2 separate regions of the Homo sapiens genome follow, and region 1 is linked to region 2. Evidence: read pairs that join two places in POLR2A ChIA-PET (ENCODE). Cell type or tissue: IMR-90. All regions are shown on one strand. Links, peaks and the distances in the headings refer to the core of each region. The heading gives the core; the rest is flanking DNA.

Region 1 (2,914 bases), core at 248-2,747, 53 kb after region 2:
ATAAGAGTAACCCAGGTTCCAGGGACTCCCAATCCCAGCACTGAGGATGCAACTGGCTTCCCTGTGCCTCACATTTAAACCCAAACCAGCTACCCACCTGTTTGTATTTTTCTCCCTCGCCTTGTCCCTGCTGTGCTCCTGGAGGCCTTTTTGTACACAATCTCTCTTTTTCATTTCTCTCTCTCTGCCAACTCCCCCAAGCCCATGAATAAGCCCTCCCTGAGGAATATGCAGATTCTGTCACCTTTGCCTGGGCACATCAACAGAAGAGTCTTACTCCATGATTACACGGGAGCCCTATAGAAAAGAATGGAGGAGGAGCACTTTAATAGTGATGTGGGTGAACACAAAGCACTCCTCATAATGCTGGGAAGAAAGAAGAAAATGGTCAGTCTGAAAAGTGTGGGGAGGCAGGAGCCCAGAATAAACTAGGGTGCTAGATAATTCCAGAGACTTGCTGCCGTTGCCTGTTTCTTGGTCTGTGGAGCTTACTAGACTGTGAGCTTCTTGAGGGTAGACACCACATGTGTTTCTGGAACTGAGCCAAGGGCCAGGCACATAGCCTGCACTCTACACGTCTGTTGAAAGAATAAGAGGGATAAATTTTTAACACATTGATGTTGAGCCCCATCTCTTCATCTGTAACTGAGGATAATAATATCTATTTTAAAGAGCTAGTATAAGGATGACATGAGATTAGGAACGTGGAAGAATATGGCCAACGTAAGAGCTAAATAAATAGTTAGCTGTTATTATTGTTATGTCCTATGAGTCTGCTATGTGCTCAGCTCTCTGGTCAGCTATGCTAAGGGAGATGCAGAAAATGAGATACAGCAGGTCACACACTTAGCACAGCGAGAGGCTCAACAAGCATGTTATCACCATCGTTATTTCCATCATTACTGTCATTATTGAGAAGGTATATTTTTGGAATCTGGTGAGCCAGTAGGCTGAAAGGGATGGCGCAAAAGAAAAACTAGGAACAATAAAATGAGGCGTTTGCTCCCTTTTGATATGTTTGACTAAAGTACAAAAAAGGAAAACACCAACTTCTCAGGGTAAAACTAAGATGTGATTAGATGGCAGGGAGCAAGTAGATTTTGTTTTACTTCAACATCTTCATCATTGAGAAGAAAAGAGGCAAAGTAAAAATATTGAAGTGGGGATTAGAGTCTAAGGTAGGAGAGGAGACAGGAAAATACTAAGAAAATTCCAGGGCCATTTGAAGTTTGAACCAAGAGGAAACTGTAGGATGAGGTGAAGCATGCATACCATAGAGTATTAGAGGAAACTCTGACTCTGATTCAAGTCATCTCTGAGGGATCCAGAGAGAAAAAAAAAGAGTTGTCATAAGCAGAAGCCTGAATGCAAGAAATTGTTCTGAATTTCTAAGAGGCAGATTCCGGAAATACAGCTCTGTGACTGTACATTCAATAGCCTATTCTGGATCACCGACCTGTGAACCCTTCAGAAAGAAGCAGTGAGCACAAGAAGCCAGCTAGAACACAGCAGGAACAAGGCAAAACAATCGACTTCTTTTCCTTCAGGAGCCTCTGGGCTGTTAGCTGAGGAAACTGCAATAAGCCTAATATATCTTGATTTTTTAAAGCACCCCAGTGAGGTGCCATCATTCATCTTTTTGACCCATAGCTTCCCAGCAGTTATGCAGGGGGAGCTGCCAGCTCACAAAACCTTGCTTCATGTGATCTCTTGTGTTCCCAGAGGCTGGGGAGGCACCCTAAGGACATCTGATTGCATATGCATCACTGCCCTATTCACAGACTATGTCATTATTGGCTGCCTCTTTGCCCCAAAAGGATAAGATTCCTTAATGTCTAAAGCCAAATCTTGCTGAATGTGGGATTAGGAACAGTCCTGACCCAAAGACCTGCATGGTCAAGAGTCTGGGTTGTGAATCAGATTACCTCTCAGAGGAATCACAGCTCATTTTCACTAGGGATGAGGAAGAATATCTGGAAGGCGAGATAGGAAATACTTGTTTAGCCCACCTGATGTTTAGAAAGTGTCTGTAACAATAATAATTACAGCTAATATTTACTGAGCATGTGTTATGTGCCAGGCACTGTTCTAAATGCTTCATATAGTATTAGTTCGTTTAATGCCATCATCATCCTCTGTTACAGATGAGACCTCTTAAATTCAGTGGGAAGCACTGGTTAGTAGGTGGCAGAGGACTAGAATCCAGGTTTGATGATTGAAGGGGAGGTGCTGGAGCAGATGAAGATAAGAGCCTGTGTTCAGCCTTTGCTAACAGACACCCTGACTCCATTCCCGAATGGCAACACCCAACCCCAGGAGGCCCTTCTCAGACAGCCCAGCACTCTTCCCTCTCACCAGCACTGCCTACTGCTCCCACTTCCTTGACTGTAAATCTTCCAGCTTCACCTAGTGCCAGCCCTCAGTGACACAGCCCTCAGGAAGAAAAGCAAACACTGCAGTCATATGGAATGAGGAAGGGTGGCTTGACAATGGGGACATTTCTCTTTTGTTCCTCATTTATTGGCAGTTTTGTGAAAGTCATATGGACAGAGATAGGCCCTAAAGGGATCAGGGGAGGGGAGATCATAGTCCCAGTTAAAGCTGCAAAGAGACCTGTTTAAAGCATGCTATCCTCAGGGAAGCTCCTACTGCAAAGTTCCATCTTCAGTCTGAAGCCCTTGCACCCACCGACTCCCATAGCCCTAAGTCAGACTCATCCTGTTGAGCAGACTTGAAGAATAAACCCCTTCCAAAGCTACACAGAATGTTAGGAAACCAAAACTGAGTTCAAGACAAGCCCTTGGTCCTGTGCTGTGTCCTCACTGGTGTTGCAAAAAGAACATGAACTTTGGAATCTGATAAATTCAAACCCTGACTTGTACAGATCCTGACCTGATAAGTACATAACCTTGGG
Region 2 (2,914 bases), core at 230-2,729:
TAGTGGAGAGGAGCCCCACCTGCTTTCCCAGACACCCAGTGCTGCCCTGCTCTTGCCCAGTCAATGCTCCCAGGATCTGGATCCTCTTCCGTCTTTAGGAGGCCTGCTGTGGGTGAAGAATCAACCACCCTGAACCCCAGCACCAACACCTGACTTGCCTGCCTCCTACCATGATCCACCCACAGGAGTCTCCCCAGTTGTCACCCCACCCAGGAAGTGCTGAGTGTCCCTTTGAGCCCTGCCTTTCCTGCTCAGGCTCATCAGTCCCCATCTCCTTCACCTCTTTGCTGACTCCCATAGTCCAGGTCCCAGCCACCCTATCCGAATGGTGCCTGGGAAAAGGACTACTCGAGGCACTTGGTCCATGAAAAGGAACAGATGGCCATCATGAGGCCTGGACCTCACCCCTACCTGGCTTGAGGACCTCAGGCACCACCCAGCCAGCTGTCCTTACCTTCTCCAGCTGGTGGACACCCTCTTCCACGCAGCAGATGGAGGCCAGCGTGCGGAGCGCCTGGGGGTACAAGCACCGGAAACTGTCCTGCCGGCAAACCTTGAAGAGTGCTACGACCCCACCCTCCTGCCAAGAGAAAGAAATGTCACATCATCTTACTGTGTGACCTTGTCTGGGGCTAACTCAAGAATAAGTGACATCCCTGATTCGCCAGATATGCTTTCGGGTCCTCCCTGCCTCCAGCAACCCCCGCCCCACACACACTTACACACACTCAAATGCTCACATGTACACTACAGAGAAATGCTGGCTCCAGAAATAATGTCACCCTTCATAGTCCAAGCTGGAGATGGGATACTATAAATGCTTCTGGGGCTCGGGAGCCAGGGGCCAAGGCAGGCATATTTGCTAGGGCTGGCGATCAGTACCCTTCAACAGGGTTCCCAAACATCTGGCAACTCCCTTGGAGCAGCCTCCCATAGAGCAGGCCTGGAGTCACAGGAAGCAGGTCCTAGAAACCAATCTGAGGCAGGTGGAAGGAACTGACTAGATGCCCAGAGCTGGTTCTCCCTCTGCCAACAGTCACCATGCTATTCCTCAGATTCTTCCAACTGCTGCAGGAGGCAGGCAAAAAAAATGTTTCATTTATATTAGTACTACCATTTCCTCCCATTTTTTGATCAAAAAAACTGAAGTCCGGATGGGTAAAATAATTCAGCCTAAATTCACATCATCATTTTCACTCGTTTACTCCTGTTTGTGTGTGTGTGTGTGTGTGTGTGTGTGTGTGTGTGTGATATAACCCTTTTAAAAACAATCATCGCAGCTCTTGAGTGTGGTGAGCATGTACTTTTCCTTTTGTGAGAGCTGTTTATGGAAACTTCTTTCCAGTAAAGTGTTTACCATCAGGCAAGAATCTGGGAGTGCAGAGCTCATTGTCCAGGTGCCCTGCTAACTAGTCAGACTTACTCATAATAATCGCTGGAGCCAACCTTAGCTCTGGGAGCAAAGTGAGCCAAGAGATCACTGGAATGACTAACCAAGGTGCCAAGCAAACCAGTGGCAGCACTAACTGGGGCATTTAGAGTGGCAGGAATTGGATATCCCACATCTCGCTTTGCCCAGATCTTTCCCTCTTTCCTTCCCTGAAAGCTGGCAGGGTGCCTAGGGTTGGCAGCAGTAAAGAATGCATGAGCAACTGATCTGAACTGGGTCCCTCAGGGCACTCGCCTTTAACCTCATCACTCCTGGGTCTAACTAACCTCATTGTACCGGTTCCCAAAACTAAGCAAAATGTTATAGGAAGAAGGCAAGTTCAGCAAAAGACCATCCTCTGTCAGGTTTTTGAGAACTCTGACAACAAAAGCACCTATTATGTGCCAGGCTCAGTTCCATGTGTGCTGAGAATGCAGCAGTGAATGACGATAAAACAACGAATGGGCAATTGGAAGAAGAAGCCCAGCACGGGTTCACCAAAATAGCTCAATTCCAGATCTTCCCTTACCCTCCACCCCAAAATGATAGGCTCATGCGCCCTTTTCATTCTAAGAGTTTTGCTGCTGGTCACTTCAGGGGTCAAGATGAAGATATCCAACTCTGGAGGAGTTCATAATTTCTGACATTTTATAATCAGCTAAGAGTAATCACAACTTATATATTCTACTTCCTTTGGGGTGGTTGAATTCCCCTCATTTCTTTTGGTGTGAAAGGGCATAACTTAGGGCTAGTACATTCATTCGTGCATTCAAAAATGTTAATGGTTTATTATAGGCCAGACGTCATGCTGGACACTGAGCAAGACTGCTTCAGTCCCGTCCACAATAAACTCATGGTCTCATAGAGAAGGCAGACAATTTTAAAAGCAGGTACAAAGCTGGGTAGAGGGGCAATGACATGTGGTTGGGGGTGCAGGGTTAAAAGAACACAGAGCAGAAGCCCTAACATGCTCGGAGGGTGGGGGGTTGTAGAAGGGTCAAGACAGAACCACTCTGATTTTAAGTGCACGTAATTACTTCAGTAAAAATGTCTGGCATGAGACAGACACTTACACCTCTGATTCCTTGTTCCACAACCTTTACTCCTGCCTTCCTACTTTCCCATAGTTCCTGGGACATCTGCTTGAAGGTTCTACATACAGACCTCACTCAGAGAGTCACTGAAGGAAAACCAAGTTACTCTTTAGAATGAGAAGAAAAGAAATAGAAGTCCTAAGCTCTCATCAGCCAGCCCTGCTGGTCATTTCTAGCCTTCTTCCAGATGTAAATATATATACATATATATGGATATATATTTATATATGTGTGTGCTTATATTTAATCATACATATTGTATAAATATTATTTCTCTATATATGTAGATAGATGAGAGAGAGAGAGATGACTGATTGAGAGACATTTACATCTGAAGCAGACAATGAAGAAACAGTGCCAACGAACACGCATGAGGCCTGAGCCAGGATGA

The links. Peaks named below come from ENCODE experiments on the same cell type or tissue, not always from the same donor. Only the 100,000 strongest peaks of a DNase experiment are listed, where the experiment ranks them.
Region 1: POLR2A ChIA-PET joins it to region 2 with 10 read pairs; 2 of 35 experiments call an interaction of 5 or more read pairs at or near these places.

The regions. Positions count from the first base shown.
Region 1 is chr11:15,145,276-15,148,189 of GRCh38, reverse strand. The region is part of intron 1 of INSC (INSC spindle orientation adaptor protein); the gene reads right to left. Among named protein-coding and RNA genes, the nearest start is that of INSC, 32 kb to the right of the region's middle. In IMR-90, for the core only: no CTCF peak of the experiment used is centred there; no DNase peak of the experiment used is centred there.
Region 2 is chr11:15,198,490-15,201,403 of GRCh38, reverse strand. INSC (INSC spindle orientation adaptor protein) reads right to left here. Exons shown (of 13, transcript NM_001042536.3): 7 at 455-580. Among named protein-coding and RNA genes, the nearest start is that of INSC, 85 kb to the right of the region's middle. In IMR-90, for the core only: no CTCF peak of the experiment used is centred there; a DNase peak (open chromatin) is centred at 1,393.